2 separate regions of the Homo sapiens genome follow, and region 2 is linked to region 1. A link is an interaction called in ENCODE POLR2A ChIA-PET data of the cell type or tissue named here. Cell type or tissue: CD4-positive, alpha-beta T cell. All regions are shown on one strand. Links, peaks and the distances in the headings refer to the core of each region. The heading gives the core; the rest is flanking DNA. Region 1 has its middle 66 kb from the start of TM2D1. Region 2 overlaps PATJ (PATJ crumbs cell polarity complex component).

Region 1 (8,741 bases), core at 580-8,579:
TTAGAGCAGAAATACTGAGTCACTTCTTTTCCTGCCAGTTTTCTAGAATGATTTGTGCCCACATTTTGCTTTATACCATGATGCTGTCCTTCCAAATAAAAGCCCTTTATTAGGCACTTAAGTGAGCCAAAACAACATGCAGATTAAATGACTTAAAATCGCAAATTTTGGCCGGATGAGGTGGCTCATGCCTGTAATCCTGGCACTTTAGGAGGCCGAGGTGGGCAGATCGCTCGAGCTCAGGAGTTCGAGACCAGCCAGGGCAACATAGCCAGACCTCATCACTACTAAAAATTAAAAAAAGAAAAAATCAGCTAGGCATACTGGTGCATGCCTGTCATCCTAGCTACTTGGGAGGCTGAGGTGGGAGGATTGCTTGAGCCCTGGAGATTGAGGCTGCGGTGAGCCATGATTGTGCTATTGCACTCTAGCCTAGGTAACAGAGCAAGACTCTGTCTCAAAATAAATAAATAAATAAATAAAATAAAATAAAATAAAATAAAATAAAATAAAATAAAATAAAGGGCCAGGCATGGTGGCTCACGCCTGTAATCCCAACACTTTGGGAGGCTGAGGTGGGTGGATCACCTGAGGTTGGGAGTTCGAGACCAGTCTAACCAACATAGAGAAACCCCGTTGCTACTAAAAATACAAAATTAGTGGGGCGTGGTGGCGCATGCCTGTAATCCCAGCTACTCGGGAGGCTGAGGCAGGAGAATTGCTTCAACCCGGGAGGCAGAGGTTGCAGTGAGCCGAGATCGTGCCATTGCACTCCAGCCTGGGCAACAAGAGTGAAGCTCCGTCTCAAAAAAAACAAAACAAAACAACCCCAAACCCCCCAAAAAACAAATTTTTGTTGAAACAAACATTATTTCAGTATTCTGTGAAAATGTTGATGCATAACTCATATTAGTCCATCTTGGATAATACGTGAGTTCTGTGCTAGCAAATTGTAACACAACTCAGCATTGTGCCTCATGTTATGCATATGAGATCTCACTGAAACCTCGCAAAAGCCCTAGAAGGTAGATTATATTATTGACCCCATTTTGTGGGAAAAGGAAAGCCAGACTTAATGAGATTAAGTAACTTTCCCAGGATTATATAGTTAGAGGCTGAACTAGGAATCATCTCTTCTTCACCGTTCCGCAGCCAATAAATGAGCAGTCAACTACTCTGTAATTTGGCAGCTAGTGACTTAGATACTCCTCCAGGTGATTCAGGAAGAATAATATATACGCAGGAAAGGTGTCTAAAAAATATGACTCTTAGTGTTAATAGACACAAGTTGAGAATAAAGCACCTGTAGAGGAAATCTGCAAAGAGCAGTGGGAAACTGAAGTCTTTCGGCTGCATTCCAATAGCGCAAATTGGCATTTGAGCATTTCCTCCATATTCCAAGATGCAGGCACCTGCATGTCAAAATCTTCCTTGGGATATTTGGATAGTTTTGAGCATTGTATGGTGGGTACTTTTTTCTTCAAAACTAGCCCCTAAGCTTATTGCTGGATAATGTGTATGTGCTGCCATTTCTGCTAAATAAGCAACATAATGAGGATCCCACTGAAGGACACGTGTGCATGTGTGTATGAGAAAGAGCACTGAATCTTTACAGAGTGAGAACCGAAACAAAACCAAGGACAATATCTAATCTTTGAAGAGTTTGCCGCAGGGTCAGTACCATTTCTTCCATTTCATTTCTATTTTACCACTTTCTGTGGCCCAGATCTTTTCTGAAGTGTTTCTATCAGCTTGGTGGACTCTTTATATTCCTTGATACAATGCACATTATCCTCACTCTGCTGCATCTCGTAATAGGTTTCTACATTAATTTGTAGGTTATCAAGCAGTGTTGCATTTAACCCTCATAACAGCTTAATGTGGTAGACAAAACCAAGGCCTAGAGAGACGAAAAGACTTGCTGATATAATTTGGCTATGTCCCCACCCAAATCTCATCTTGAATTGCAGCTCCCATAATCCCCATGTGTCGTTGGAGGGACCCTGTGGGAGGTGGGATTTCCCATGCTGTTCTTGTGATAGTGAATAAGTCTCATGAGATCTGATGGTTTTATAGAGGGCAGTTCCCCCTGCACACCCTCTCTTGCCTGCCTCCATGTAAGACATGGCTTTCTTCCTCCTTTGCCTTCCACCATGATTTTGAGGCCTCCCCAGCCATGTGGAACTGTGAGTCAATTAAACCTCTTTTTTTTTTTTTTTTTGAGACGGAGTCTCACTGTATCACCCAGGCTGGAGTGCAGTGGTGCGATCTCGGCTCACTGCAAACTCTGCCTCCCGGGTTCACGCCATTCTCCTGCCTCAGCCTCCCAAGTAGCTGGGACTACAGGCGCCCGCCACTACGCCCGGCTAATTTTTTTGTATTTTTTTAGTAGAAATGGGGTTTCACCATGTTAGCCAGGATGGTCTCAATCTCCTGACTTCGTGATCCGCCTGCCTTGGCCTCCCAAAGTGCTGGGGTTACAGGCGTGAGCCACCGCACCCGGCCTAAACCTCTTTCTTTTATAAATAATCCAGTCTTGGGTATGTCTTTATTAGCAGCGTGAGAACAGACTAATACACTTGCTCAGCTAGTTCTTGGTAGAACCAAATAGCTGCTGCTTTTTCTGGTCTGCCTTATCAGTAATGTCAGTCCTGGGAAGGAGAGCACCATGGTTAGGAGTCAGAGTTTTTACTTTTTAATCACACTTCCGTATGATGACATCCTGTTTTCTTTTGGACTCATTTTAATTAGTTCTGGGATGGGGACTGCATGCAGTGGTTGTGGTGTGGGGGAGAGGTTATACAGGAATCCAGGGCACAAGGTCTATGCCCAGTGGTTTGCCTTCTTCACAGCACAGACCATCCAAACCAAATGTGACAAATGGGCAGAATCTCATAAGTATTCCAGCTCTTCACTGCCCTAGTTTGATTACATTGTCCTGGATGGCATTTGGAACTCAGTTCAGGGTGCGTATAGTTGAATTATGCAATTTGCTGATATGCAATTAACTGGAGTAGCAACACATTCAATCTAATGGGGGCCAGACAGAGACTGCATAATTCTTAGGAGCACAAGCTGATTATGCAGTTAAGTGATATGCACTTAAGAGAAGTGCGCCACATCTATCTGATCCCATTTCTTCCAATAGATTCCTCACAGCACTTTACCCTAGCCTTTCTGCTTTTATGGTCAAACATACTGTAACCTGTATCTACTTGAAATGAGAACCTTACAGTTCGTATGTAGATTTGGGATTCATTTCTTTAAAAAAAAATCAATCTTTTAAAATCTTAACTCTTGGATACACAAATGGGTAGGCAAATGAGAAAAGAAAGGGGCAAACCTGAGGTTCAGCATGTCTTGGTCTCAGGGATAGGAAACAACACCGGAATTGTGCAATTTAGGATGCTTCATTTTTAGTTTCTTTTCTCTCTCTTTTTTTTTTGTTTGGTTAGGAGGTTGTTTCAAATGCAAACGTGAGGTGCATGAAAATATTTCTTTTTAAAAGCAAAGGACTTTGCACTCAGTATTTTTTAACTTGAAAATGGATATGGTAGAAAGGCAGTCCTTTTATGACAAACTTCAATTAAATGACAGTTCATTTGGGAGAGCCAGTTTTAAGTTATTCTCATAATGATGGATTGTTAATTTAATTTGGCAGGTTTTACTGTTTCACTGTATGCTTGCTGCATGCCCTGGATTGACCTAAATCCTTTGGGAGACCCCAAGAAATATAAAATATGGCTGCTTATCTTCAGCCTTCTTGGGAGGTCATGACCCATGCTTACAAAGCAATTGAAGAACAATGAAACATAGCATATTATTAGGTGTCAAAAATGGTTGTTAACGAGACTAACAGGTAAAAGAAATCAGAGAAAACTGGGCTAGAGTTTTTCATCACTAGAGGGAGACAGGGAGAAGCAAGAGTTAGTGCTTCACTTAGATCGATCAAAACAACTCTGTAAGGGTATTACTATCCCCCATTTACAGATGAAAAAACTAAGGCCCAAGGATGTTAGGGAACTTGTACATGATCCACAGGTAGCAGGAAATGGAGTCAGAATTTAGAATTAGGTTTATCTGTCTCCACAATTCCTTTTTGGAAGTTTTAAGCAAGAGGCCATGGCAGATAGGCTGTGGAGGATTCAGACATCTGCCAGGAGAATTAACTGTGTGACCATCATGGTCCCACCCAGCCTTGGGGTCCTGTGGTCTGGAAAGATTTCAAGAAGCAGGTGGGAGTTGTGGTCTCAGTTTTGGGGGAACTGTTTCTTATCTAGGAGAAGAGATGCCAGCCTTGTAGATGCAGATTTTCCTGGGTTGAATAGATTTTTACAAGTTCAGCGAAATCAAATGTGGTGATTGAGAAAAGAACAGAGTAACCCAGCATTTGTGACTGGTTTGGTGGGTCAACAAGAGAGAATGACAAAGATTATTGTCATCAAATAGCCTTTCCTGAGAGGGCCACATAGTCATCAAATTCCCTTTCCCTAAAGGAAAATCTGCTCATGGCCCACCAAGAATGGGGAGCCAGATACGACTGGGGCCAGCTGGGACTGAATTGGTCCCTGCCTTTTAGATTTGCATCAAAATTACTTGATACCCCTGCTCAGGATTTCACAAAACTGCAATCAGGTAGCCAGGGCTGTATTCTCATCTGGAAGCTTGACTGGGAAAGACGACTTTTAAGATTATTCAGATTGTTGACAAAATTCAGTTCCTTGCAGCTATAAGACTCATGGTGGCCTACTTCTTCAGTGTCAGTATACTTTTGGAGAGCATTTTATAATTTGCAAATGCTTTTTCATTCTAAAATTAAGCACAAATATGCTCCTTCCATTGTCATCTAAGGAGTCCACCATTCAAACAGCTGCCCAAACTGAAATTCTGAAAGTTACCCTTGATTCCTCTCAATTCCTCAATTCATTAGCAAGTCGTATGGGCTACACCTCCAGAATAAATCCTGACTCCAATAACTAGTTTCCACTTCATAGTCACTACCATTAACCAAGCCACCACCATCTTATCTAGCCTAATGCAACTACTTTCTTGCTTTGTTGTCGTTGTTTGTTCTTGTTTTTTTTTTTTTAGAGACAACGTCTTTCTCTGTCACCCAGGTTAGAGTGCAGTGGCACAATCACAGCTCACTGCAGCCCCAACCTCCCAGGCTCAAGCAAACTTCCCACCTTTGCCTCCCTTTGCAGCTAGGACTACAGATGCACACCACCACGCCTGACTACTTTTTTTAGTTTCTGAAGAGATAGGGTCTCACTACGTTGCCCAGACTGACCTTGAACTCCCGGGCTCAAGTAATCCAACAACCTCAGCCTCCCAAAATGCTGAGATTACAGGTATAAGCCGCTGCGCCCAGCCTGCAACCACCTCCTTACTGCTCTCCCCACTTTCCCTCTAGTCCCACCAAATCCATTCTCTACAGAGCAGCCAGGGAAGTGTATAAAATATGAAAATAAGATCATCACTTTGGCCAGGTGCAGTGGCCCATGCCTGTAATCCCAGCATTTTGGGAGGCTGAGGCAGGCGGATCACCTGAGGTCAGGAATTCGAGGCCAGCCTGGCCAACATGGTGAAACCCCGTCTCTACTAAAAAAAATACAAAAAATACATAAAATTAGCTGGGCATGATGGCAGGTGCCTCTAATCCCAGCTACTCAGGAGGCTGAGGCAGGAGAATAGCTTGAACCCGGGAGGCAGAGGTTGCAGTGAGCCAAGATCATGCCTCTGCACTCCAGCCTGTGCAACAGAGTGAAACGCTGTCAAAAAAAAAAAAAAAAAATCATCACTTTCTTATTCAAAACCTTCCTCACAGCTTCTCATTGGGATTACAAAAAAAATCTAATTCCAGTTCCTTCATGATCTGGTCCCTGCTTGCCTCTGTGATTTTATCTCCTACTCTCCCCCTTGGTCATCATGTTTTGGCCATGCTGGGTGCCTTCTTTTCCACAAATATAAGATGACCTGTCTGACTCACAATTTTTGCACTTACTTTTCTGTCCAACTGGAATTCACTGTCCCTAGACCTGCACATGGCTGGCTACTTTTCATGGTTCAGTTATCAGTTTGAAGTCATCACTTTACAGAGAACATCTCTGGCTGCTTTTAGGCAAAGTAACAACCACCTCTGAACTTAAAATCGCCCTTCGTCCCATCACTCAGTTTCCTTTTTCTCATAGCACGTGTTACTGTCCAAAAATAACTTCTTCCTTCTTTCCCTTTCTCCTTTCCTCCTTCTCTTTCTGCCCCCATTCTTTCTCCCCCCATTTACTTATATATCTATTTTCTTTTTCTTTTCTTTTTTTTTGAGACGAAGTCTCCCTCTTGTTGCCCAGGCTGGAGTGCAATGGCATGATCTCAGCTCACTGCAACCTCCACCTCCTGGGTCCAAGTGATTCTTCTGCCTCAGCCTCCCGAGTAGCTAGGATTACAGGTGCCTGCCACCATGCCTGGCTAATTTTTTTTTGTTTGTTTGTTTTTTGTATTTTTAGTAGAGACAGGGTATCTCCATGTTGGCCAGGCTGGTCTCGAACTCCTGATCTCAGGCGATCCACCCGCCTTGGCCTCCCAAAGTGCTGGGATTACAGGCGTGAGCCAATGTGCCTGGCTCTTTTTTTTTTTTTGAGGCAGCGTTTTGCTCTTGTTGTCCAGGCTGGAGTGCAATGGCATGATCTCAGCTCACTGCAACCTCCGCCTCCCAGGTTCAAGCCATTCTCCTGCCTCAGCCTCCCGAGTAGCTGGGATTACAGGCATGCACCACCACGCCCGGCTAATTTTTTGTATTTTTGTATTTTGTATTTTTAGTAGAGACGGGGTTTCACCATGTTGGTGAAGCTGGTCTCGAACTCCTGACCTCAGGTGATCCACCCACCTCGGCCTCCCAAAGTGCTGGGATTACAGGCATGAGCCACCATGCCCGGTGGCTATTTTTTACATGAATATTGCCTTGTCTTCTTTCTAGAAAATATGCTCCATGAGGAACTTTCAGCACTGTGCCTGGCACATAATAGATATTCAGTAAGAACTTATGGGATAAATAAATGAACCTTGTAAGGAGGACATTAAAGGGGTTATTAATTTCCATTTTAATTAGAAATATTAGGTCACTTTCCCAAAGTCAGAATATTGTATGGTGTTTCCCCATGAGTCCTCCAAAGACTGGGACCATGTTTTCTACATTTTTGTTGCCCCAGCAGTCACTGGTATGTAGTGCCAAGGAAGAGGATAAAGCAGTAGTTAGTGAATTGGAATCCTGACTGCTCTACTGTGTGTTACCTTGGGCAGGTTATTAAACTTCTCTGTGGCACGATTTCTTCATATGTAAAATGGGGATAAAAATAGTACTTGCCTTATAGGGTTATGAAAATCAATTCAATTCATATAGGTAAAGCTCGTAGCTCAGTGGTTGACACATATGAAGGGCAATAGATGTTCTTCTTCACTCACTTTTGCCTCCCTTTTCTTTTTCTAGGCATTTAATTAATATTTGCATTAAATTGTTGACCTTTCTATAGTTTTCAAACTGTTTTAATGAGTCATCGTATTTCTTTTCAGTTTCTCTAATCCCAAGCAGGGCTTCTTTCTTGACTTCAATCACTCACTCCTTGAAAGGTAGCAATGTTGCCTTAACTGAAAAGGTTAAGTAACCCTCTCCCTTTTTTTTTTTTTTTTTTAATTTTATTTGTATCTGCCTTGGCCATGTACATAGACACCCAACGGCCCCTTCTCCCAGCCTGGGGAAGGGGTGGTGGATTCTGGAGGAAGTAGACATCAGAGTGAGGACACAAAGTTCAACAGAAGCTGCTGCTCCCCTCAGCAAGGGGCATCTGTGTGAGCGGGGACTTGTACCCTCTGCTCTTCCTCCCTACCAGGCCATCTGCGAATCTGCATGCGTTCTCCTATTTGACTCAGGTCACTCTTCCCTCTCCCCATGGACTAGCTATGAGCAGGAGACACAACCTCTTCTCTTGTGTGTTTCAGCTTCTTTTCCTGCTCTTCCCATCCCTTAAATTCTATTCCTGGGGATAGAGACATGAATACCCATAACCTCTCTCCTAAGCCTCCTCATAATCCAGGGTGCCACATCCAGACTCTCGACAACTGGTAAGGCCAGCGACCTGGAAGCTCATCACAGCAGGCTATGTGTGAAGGTAGGACAGTAGACATGAGTGTTTATCTGTGTAAGGCAGGACTGCCACCATGGCAGGGTGTGGGGAGCCACGGGGCTCTGGGGGTGTGTCTGAAAGTGGGGGCAGAAAGGTTCAGGAAGCCAAAGACATGGGCTTATTTATAGTAGAAGTCCACGTGGGCTCCAGGCTTGAACACCCCCTTTTGCAGCGAGCTCAGCCGTTTCTGGGCTGACACCCTGCAATCCACCAGCTCTCCCTTTGCCTTCAGCTCCTGCAGCCTTTTCGCATGTCTGGGTCCATGGAGGTCTACCGGGCTAACCTCCGGGACACGTCTGTGTCCACAGGACCTGGGGCCTAATTCGGCACCCTCACATTAGGTTCCTCCGACGCCAGGACCTCAACAGAATGTTACCAGCAGCCTTTCCCGCACAGCACAGCGCTCAGCCTTTGAAGGGCTGCAGGGCACAGAGGGTTGAGATGTTAACCACAGTTCTGTTGAGGCCAGGACTGGTTGGTAAGGCCTTCGAGACGCTGCAAGTCCGGCAGAGAGAGCATGGAGGTCAAGTTCAGCGCCCAGTCTTTGTTCACTTGAGTGGAGTC
Region 2 (8,741 bases), core at 401-8,400, 120 kb before region 1:
TTCTGCCAGCACAGTGGCTCACACCTGTAATCCCAGCACTTTGGGAGGCCAAGGTGGGTGGATCACTTGAGGCCAGGAGTTCGAGACCAGCCTGGCCAACATGGAGAAACTCCATCTCTACTAAAAATACAAAAATTAGCCAGGTGTGATGGCACATGCCTGTAATCTCAACTACTCGGGAGGCTGAGGCATGCGAATCACTTGAACCTGGGAGGCGGAGGTTGCGGTGAGCAAAGATCACGCCACTGCACTCCAGCTTGGGCGACAGAGCAAGCCTCTACCTCATAAAAATAAAATAAATAAATAAATAAGTCAAGATTCCAGATGAGTTGAAAGAAAAGATACATAATGTTATATTTCTTAAGCTAGGTGGTATGTATTACACACTGGTAATTATTGTTTTGTTTTGTTGAGATAGAGACCCACTCTGTTGCCCAAGTTGGTCTTGCAAATAATTATTGTTTTAATTATCATTTAAAATGTGTACAGATATTATATACATTCTTTTATATGTATGTATATTTCATACACAGAAGGTAAATAATAATTTATCAAAATGAGTATCTGTTCAAAGTGTTCATCATTTCCCTTCTTTGATAAATTTTTGAAACAGCTAATTTTTACAAAATTTTTCCTAAATTTGTTTAGTCAGAAATTCTGAATTCACTTTATTATAGTGTATTAAAGATACCACAATGTTAACACAGCTGGCTTCATTTAAACTTATACATGCAGAGCACCTTACAGGTTCAAAATCACTTTCATGTACCATCTCACTTAGAGAAGGACAACTTTCAAATGAGAAAATTGAGATACAAACAGTTTGACTGACTTGACCAAGGTCACAAAGCTGATAAAAAGGTTGAACCAAAGCTGAATCCAAGTTGCTCACCGAAGACTATTCTCATTTCAGTTATTTGCCTTATACTTCAGTATCTCCAGAGTAACATTACTGTAGCAAGTCAATCTCCTACAAGCAAAGGCTGCTAGTAGATAGTAAATTTATTGCTTTCCTATTCTCCAAGAAACTGCCTATAACTCTCAAAAAGTTTGAATGAAATGAAGATGAAAAATAGATATCCTGCAACATGGAGAGAAAGCTTGAAAAGAGAGCAATGACTACTGGGTTAATCCAGTTCTGAGCTTCAAATTCCTAGTTCCAGGTGGCACCACCGCAAGCTAAAGACGACAATCTGAAGGAAGAAGTTTTTTAAAAAACCCTTAGACTGAAAAGTCTATTCTCCATCCTTCCTTTTCTCCAATTTTACAGGAACCTAAATGAAGGAATGCTTTAGATTGAAATAATACGTACAAAGCTCTGTGCTTTGTTGTAAATGCTGCAGAAGCCACTAGAAGGGACTGGAAGTGTAGAGAAGTGGTGCAGCGGAAATGCAATTTAATTCAGAAACATCTGGAAAGACTTAGAAAACAGAAACAGAGGCAAGGAGGACATTGTTATGAAAAAAAGAATGAAGAATTGCTGGATTTCTACTTTAATAGTGATAATCTGATATTCTGTTTTCATGCATGCAACAGACTTGAAACAACATAAGCAACTACTTAAGAGAAAGTCAGTGGTGCTGATGAAAAATAAGGGTAAAGTTGCCTCTGTAAATCAAACTATTCTTCAACAGAATTATGCACTGATCAAAAAATTAAAAAATATATATGTCTAATAAGTGTTTTCATACTTGGCTTGGCCAAAGAAGGGCATTTTATCATAAAGTATATTTTTAGTCACTTCCTAGGCATTATTTTTCTTCTATTTTATCTCAACTCTTAATTTAAAATGATGTCGATAATTTGCATCTGTCACTGAAAGTCAAACATTTTCTTGCTACAGAAAAGCAGGTGTTCTGAAGAATTCATAAGTACAAAAATAGTCATTAGTCAGATTGATAGAAAGACACCAAAATGACAGCTACCTTGTCTAAGTCCAGCAGCCCCAGTCTGCATTTTATTGATATTTTCTGATCAACATTTTCCGTCCATAACCTGTCTTCTGTGTGAGGAAACTAAAAGGCATAAAGTCCCTTTTGTTCTTTAACAGAAATCATCAATCAATGAAAACCAATAAATAGCTATGCCAAGATTCAAGTACGTAGCGTGCTAATCAAACATTCACATATAAAAGTTTTATTAATCCATAGATTCTTTCAAAAGAGAAAAAAATTATGCATATTGGCAAAGATAGTATGAAAGGCAGAAAAATTAAAACAGCTGAAGCAACAGGGTATCACACACTTACAGTGAATGTACACCTGTAATCCCAGCACTTTGGGAGGCCGAGGTGGGCAGATCACCTGAGGTCAGGAGTTTTTGTTTTTGTTTTTGTTTGAGAGGGAGTCTCACTCTATCACCAAACCAGCCTGGCCAACATGGTGAAACCCCATATCTACTAAAAACACAAAAATTAGCTGGGCATGGTGGTGAGCGCCTGTGATCCCAGCTACATGGGAGGCTGAGGCACAAGACTTGAACCTGGGAGGTGGAGGATGCAGTGAGCCAAAATCATACCACTGCACTCCAGCCTGAGCAACAGAGCAACACCCTGTCTCAGAAAAAAAAAAAAAAAAAAGTAGCAACTCTGGGCTAAAAAAAAACTCACATTACTTTGCATTTTAACTTCTCTGATATGCTGTTGTGGATGATAATTTAAAAAAAAAATTTTAAACCTATAGGAATTCAGACCTGAGCTACAAAAGAAGAAATCAAATTTGTTTCTTCAAAAACTAAAAAATGAATCCAGGTACCATGGCTCATGCCTGTAATCCCAGCACTTTGGGAGGACTGCTTGAAGTCAGGAGTTGGAGGCTGCAGTGAGCTAGGATCGCACCACTGCACTCTAGCCAAAGTGACAGAGCAAGACTCTGTCTCTATTTAAAAAAAAAAAAAAAAAAGAAAAGAAAAGAAAGGAAAAAAAAAGGCACCAAATACTTCCACAACTCAGACAATGAAATCATAACTATGTTTGATTCCAGGCCAGTTTTATTATTGGTCTTCAATCAAAAGGCAACATGCCATTGATAGAAAAGGGTAACTTTACAAAATAAAATACACTGTTTCCCTAAAGGAATTAAAGAAACTATCCTATCCTACTCAAATTCCCAGAGCACTCATTAACTGATTTTTATAGATAAAGAAAATATCTGTTTATATAATCACTCAAAGCAAAATTGCTTGGGACTAACCAACCATTTAGTGACCTCAAGCTGGGCCTTCCTTACTCTACACTGAAAGTCTCTCAAAGTTCACATCCACCCTCAAACCCTTGCTTGGTTCCATTCCTTCCTAGTATTAGGTTACTGGGTAGTCAGTAGACTCATATTATAACTGTTTCATACCAAAATGTCAATCATTTATGACAACCTTTAAATAGGCTGTGTTCTGAAGACAACGAGGTATTCCGGTATACCTGACCGCCCTAGAACTTCGCCAGACCACATGAAAGAGGTTTCTGCACTTCAAGGGTTTTACACTGCCTGTTATCAATGTCACACAAAACAAAACAAAAAGTACCTCCCAAAAAAATGTTTAACTCTTGCCACAACTGATAGAATGTTCTCAAGGTGAGTGTTTCAAGCACTGTGAATTTTGGAGAGGCTCTGAGGCTTACAGGGAGATAGGCCTTTTAGCTACCCTTTTAATATCATAGAATTTCTCTATCCATGGAATTGGCCTGATTATATTAACTGATTGGACATTGTAACTAGATCTCAACAAATGTTTCTTAAAAGATTCCTATAAATCAATTTTTTAAAATAAATAAATGCTATTTTCTACTTCATTTCTTTTACATCATTAGCAGCAGGACACAACAGAAAGACAGGTAAGGGCTTTGGAGTCAGATGCACCCAAGTTCAAATCTTAGCTCTACTTTGGACAAAGTGTATGGCCAAAGGTCAGTTGTTCATCCTCCCTAAGTCTCAGATCCTTCTTAAGCAAAATGAGAATACATTTCTCTCCCAGTGGGTTATAAGCATTTTGGGAACTAAGAGGCATTGTGCTAAGCATGTTACATTGATTAACATTGAATTTTCACACAGCCTCTTATTTAAGGCAAGCAAAATTATCTCCTGCCAAAAAATAAAAAAAAGCATTAATGGCAGGCCTAAGACTACTTTCCTTGGAAAGGCCTTCTCACAAGGTTAGCCCTTGGCTAACACCTGGGAGCTTAGATTCTGTGAGGGTTCTCACCATTCCCTGGTAAAAATGGCTCTAGGTGCCTAAAGTGTAGTCTCTCCTGAACACCTGCATTCTTCTGCAAGTCTAGGACTTCGGTATATGCTACACAGTGTGTGCCTATGTGACCAGCATCCAGTAACAACCCTGTGCAGAGTCTCTGATGGGCTTCCATGGCAGACATTTCAGATGTGTGGTCATAATTCACCACTGGAAGACTTAAGTGTGTCTGTCCTATATGACTCCATGGGGAGCGGACTCGTGGAAGCTTGTGCCTGGTTTCCTCCAGTCTCCACCTCATGCACCTTTTCCATGTTGATTTTGCTTTGTATTCTTTCACTGTAATAAATATAGCTGTGGGTGTAACTGTATGCTGAGTCCTATGAAACCTCCTAGCAAGTCATCAAATCTAGTGGTCTTGGGGACTATTTTAGAAACATAGAATTAAGCCAAGAAGTCAATTGCCCAGGGTGAGAGGTGGATCCAGAATTCAAGCCTTCATCTGTCTGATTCTAAAGCTCACACACTATAATCCTATGCTCTTTCCTTTCAGAGGCTAATTTGGATGTAGGTGTGCTGAGAATTTCTCCAAAGGTAGATAATAGGGAGGGTGTATACCACATCTTGTGCCATAGCCTAGGGCCTGAGGGTGCTGCAGCTTAAGTCATTTCATGAGTTATAGAAAGCATAACATTGACTGGTAATAAGCAACAAATGGGGCCAGGCTGAGGAAGGAGATAAGTTGGTTATAGCAAGAAGGCTGAAGAGATTTTATCTGCCATCAGCTGACATGAGAGGAAAGGAGAAGTGAATAGTGCTCTGTCCCCTATGGCTAGGCCTTACCATATGCCCTAGAAGAGATAATAGCTCTCTTGTTCCTAGAGCTGGCTACTCCCTGTTGATGGATGTGAACAATTGTGCACAGGTGTATATCAGGAAAAGGAAAACACTAGGATTAACTTTGGATAAATTCAAACAACAAAGCTCAGACTTCAGAATCAAACAGGTACGGGCTCAATCCTGACTTTGTGGCTCACCTAGCTGCTGTAACCTAGGGCAATTTCTTAATGGTTTCCATATCTATAATTTGGGAATAAAACTTCTAAGAGTATTTTGAAGGTTACATGAGAATAATGTACATTAAGCAGATAACAATGTCTGGCGTAAGTACTTCCTTCTCTTTGAGCACTTATGACCCTATGACAAGCATACCCTCTACCTCCTCTTTGATGATCTGAAATAGTGACGATCCCTTCCAGTAAAGGGCGAAAATCAGACTTGGGCTTTTTCCAACAATGCCTCAATGGGATTAATCTGGGAAACTCTGCACATCTTATTCTTGTGAAAATTCATAAAGCATGTTAGTATTTTAAAAGCTCAGAAAATTCTTACAGTAAAGAAACCTATTGGATTTTGTTTAAATTTACTTGACCCTTTGTTGTTCACAATAACCACTCCACTTTGCATTTTGGAAAAAAAAAAATGCCACTCCAACAAACAAACCTATTAAAATTGCTAAGGCAGAGGCAGGAGGAGGGAGGGAATACAAAGAAAGGCATCCCAAAATTTTCTGCAATATTTTATTATTTCCAGGTTATAAAAATTTTTTTTAAGAATCCTTAAAGAATATTGTGTTGTGCCACAGATGTGTGTGGTTTTTGTTTGTTTGTTTGTTTTGAGAAAGAGTCTTGCTCTGTCGCCCAGGCTGCAGTGCTGTGGCGTGATCTTGGCTCACTGCAACCTCTGCCTCCCAGGTTCAAGCAATTCTCATGCCTCAGCCTCCTGAGTAGCTGGGATTATGGGCATGCACCTCCACACCTGGCTAATTTTTTGTATTTTTAGTAGCGACGGGGTTTCACCATGTTGGCCAGGCTGGTCTCGAACTCCTGACCTCAAGTGATCCACCCAGCTCGGCCTCCCAAAGTGTTGGGATTACAGGCATGAGCCACTGCACCCAGCCACAGATGTGTTTTAAAGGTCTATAAAATGAACATTCTCAAACATTCTGGTCTCAGAACTTGCTACAGTTTGGATGTTTGTCCCCCCCAAACCTCATGTTGAAATCTCATCCCCATTGTTTGAGGTGGGGCCCAGTGGGAGGTGTTTGGGTCATGGGGGTGAATCCCTCATGAATGGCTTGGTGCAGTGAGTTCTTGCTCTGAGTTCTCTGCAGTGCGTTTACTTAGTGCAGTGAGTTCTCACTCTGATTGTTAAAAAGAGAGTTGCCCCCCACCCACCACTTCCTCGCTGCCCACGTGATCTCTGCACACACTGGCTCTCCTTCACCTTCCACCATGGAAGCAGCCTGAGGTTTTCCCCAGATGCCCAATTTTCCAGCCAGCAGAGCTGTAAGCTAAATAAACCTATTTTAAATTACCCATCCTCAGATATTTCCTTATAGCAACACTAAATGGATAAAGACAGAACTCCTTTACATTCTTAAAAATTATTAAGGATGGAGGGATAGGAATTACAAAGTAGTACGGGAATCTGCTGGGGGTAATGAATACGCTCATTATCTTGATTGTGGTAATGATGGTATAACAGTTAAATTACATGTGTCATCTGGGCTGTGGTGCTGACTGTTTTGGTCAAACACTAATCTAGATGTTGCTGCAAAGGTATTTTGTAAATGTGATTAGCATATACAAACAGTTGACTTTAAGTAAAGGAAAATTACCCTCAATGATGTAGGTGAGCCTCATCCAATCAGTTGAAGAATTCACAAGCAAAAACTGAGCTTTCCTAGAGAAGAAATTCTGCCTCAAGAATGTAACAGAGCTTCCTCAGACATTCTGCCGGCCTGCCCTATAGATCTCAAACACAAGACTACAACATCAACACTTGTCTGGGTTTCCAGCCTCCTGGCCTTCCCTACGTATTTTGGACTTGCCAGCCCCCACCATGGCATGAGCCAATTTTTTAAAATAATATCTTTTTTAAAGTAATCACACGCATGTCCTATTGGTTCTGTTTCTCTGGAGAAATCTGGTAAAGATGAATCCACAAATGTATACATATGCAAAAATTGGTACTGAGGAATTTTTAAAATATTTAATATTTAGTATGTTAATTTTTATCATTTATGTATATTATGTCATTATATTTTTAAAAGAGCTATATTTTCCAAAACAAAAAATATTCGCCAGGCTTGATGGCTCACACCTGTAATCCTAGCACTTTGGGAGGCCGAGGCAGATGGATCATAAGGTCAGGAGTTCCAGACCAGCCTGGCCAACATAGTGAAACCCCATCTCTATTAAAAATGTAAAAATTAGCCAGGCATGGTGGCACATGCCTGTAGTCCCAGCTACTTGGGAGCCTGAGGTAGGAGAATCGCTTGAACCTGGGAGGCAGAGGTTGTGGTGAGCCAAGACTGCACCACTGCACTCCAGCCTGGGCAACAGAGCAAGACTCCATCTCTCTCTCTATATATATATATATTAGTAAGAGTGGGACTGTTTAATATTTTTACAAATCTCTTTAATATCTGGCTTAAAACAGCTGGACTCATCTGCTTCTGCATTCAGTATGTTACAATATACTGTTTTGGATGATGTATATGAAGAATATCTGGCCTCAATCAGATATATAGTTGGAAAGGGGAGGGGTATTATAATAGTCCTTTCAGCCTATTCTTTGATAACACACCAAAACTTGGCAAGTGGTGGTTTCTTATACAGTTACAATGTAGAATCTGGAACCATATCAACAAACTTTCAGACACTATTTTATTAAAATCCACTGATCTATCTTGATTTTTGAAAGGATCTTTTAGCTACATATTATTTTGTCATATCACATATTGGTCTTCAGAAAATATTGAGGCTGGGTATGGTGGCTCACACCTATAATCCCAGCACTTTGGAAGGCCTAAGCAGGAAGATCGCTTCAGGCCAGGAGTTTGAGACCAGCCTGGGAAACAAAGCGAGACTGTCTCTACAAAAAATAAAAATAAGGCCAGGCGGGTGCAATGGCTCACACCTGTAATTCCAGCACTTTGGGAGGCCAAGGCGGGAGGATCACTTGAGCTCAGGAATTTGAAATCAGCCTGGGCAACATGGTGAAACCCCACCTCTACAAAAAATAGAAAAACTAGCTAGGCATGGTGGCCTGGGTCTGTAGTCTCAGCTCCCCCAGAAGCTGAGGTGGGGGGATCACTTGAGCCCCAGAGGCAGAGGCTGCAGTCAGCCAAGATAGCACCACTGCACTCCAGCCTGGGTGACAGAGTGAGACCCTGTCTCAAAAAAATAAAAATAAAAATAAATTAGCCTAGCATGGTGGTACATGCCTGTAGTACCAACTACTCGGGAGACTGAGGTAGGAGGACTGCTTGAGCCTGGGAGGTCGAGGCTGCAGTGAGATAGGATCACGCCACTGCACTCTAGCCTAGGCAAAAGAGCAAGACTATGCTAAAAAAAAAAAAAAAAAAAAAAAAGAAAGAAAGAAAGAAAAAAGGAAGAAAATAGAATATCCATTCACAGTTATGCAGACCTTCCAAATACCGACATATTTCATCATATAATATCAAGACAATCATATTGGTTAATATCAATCAA

What was found. Peaks named below come from ENCODE experiments on the same cell type or tissue, not always from the same donor. Only the 100,000 strongest peaks of a DNase experiment are listed, where the experiment ranks them.
Region 2: POLR2A ChIA-PET joins it to region 1 with 9 read pairs; 3 of 35 experiments call an interaction of 5 or more read pairs at or near these places.

What each region holds. Positions count from the first base shown.
Region 1 is chr1:61,654,464-61,663,204 of GRCh38, reverse strand. It overlaps the pseudogene MGC34796. Among named protein-coding and RNA genes, the nearest start is that of TM2D1, 66 kb to the left of the region's middle. In CD4-positive, alpha-beta T cell, for the core only: no CTCF peak of the experiment used is centred there; no DNase peak of the experiment used is centred there.
Region 2 is chr1:61,777,583-61,786,323 of GRCh38, reverse strand. The region is part of intron 7 of PATJ (PATJ crumbs cell polarity complex component); the gene reads right to left. Among named protein-coding and RNA genes, the nearest start is that of PATJ-DT, 39 kb to the right of the region's middle. In CD4-positive, alpha-beta T cell, for the core only: no CTCF peak of the experiment used is centred there; a DNase peak (open chromatin) is centred at 3,443; H3K4me3 peaks cover 612 bases; H3K27ac peaks cover 304 bases.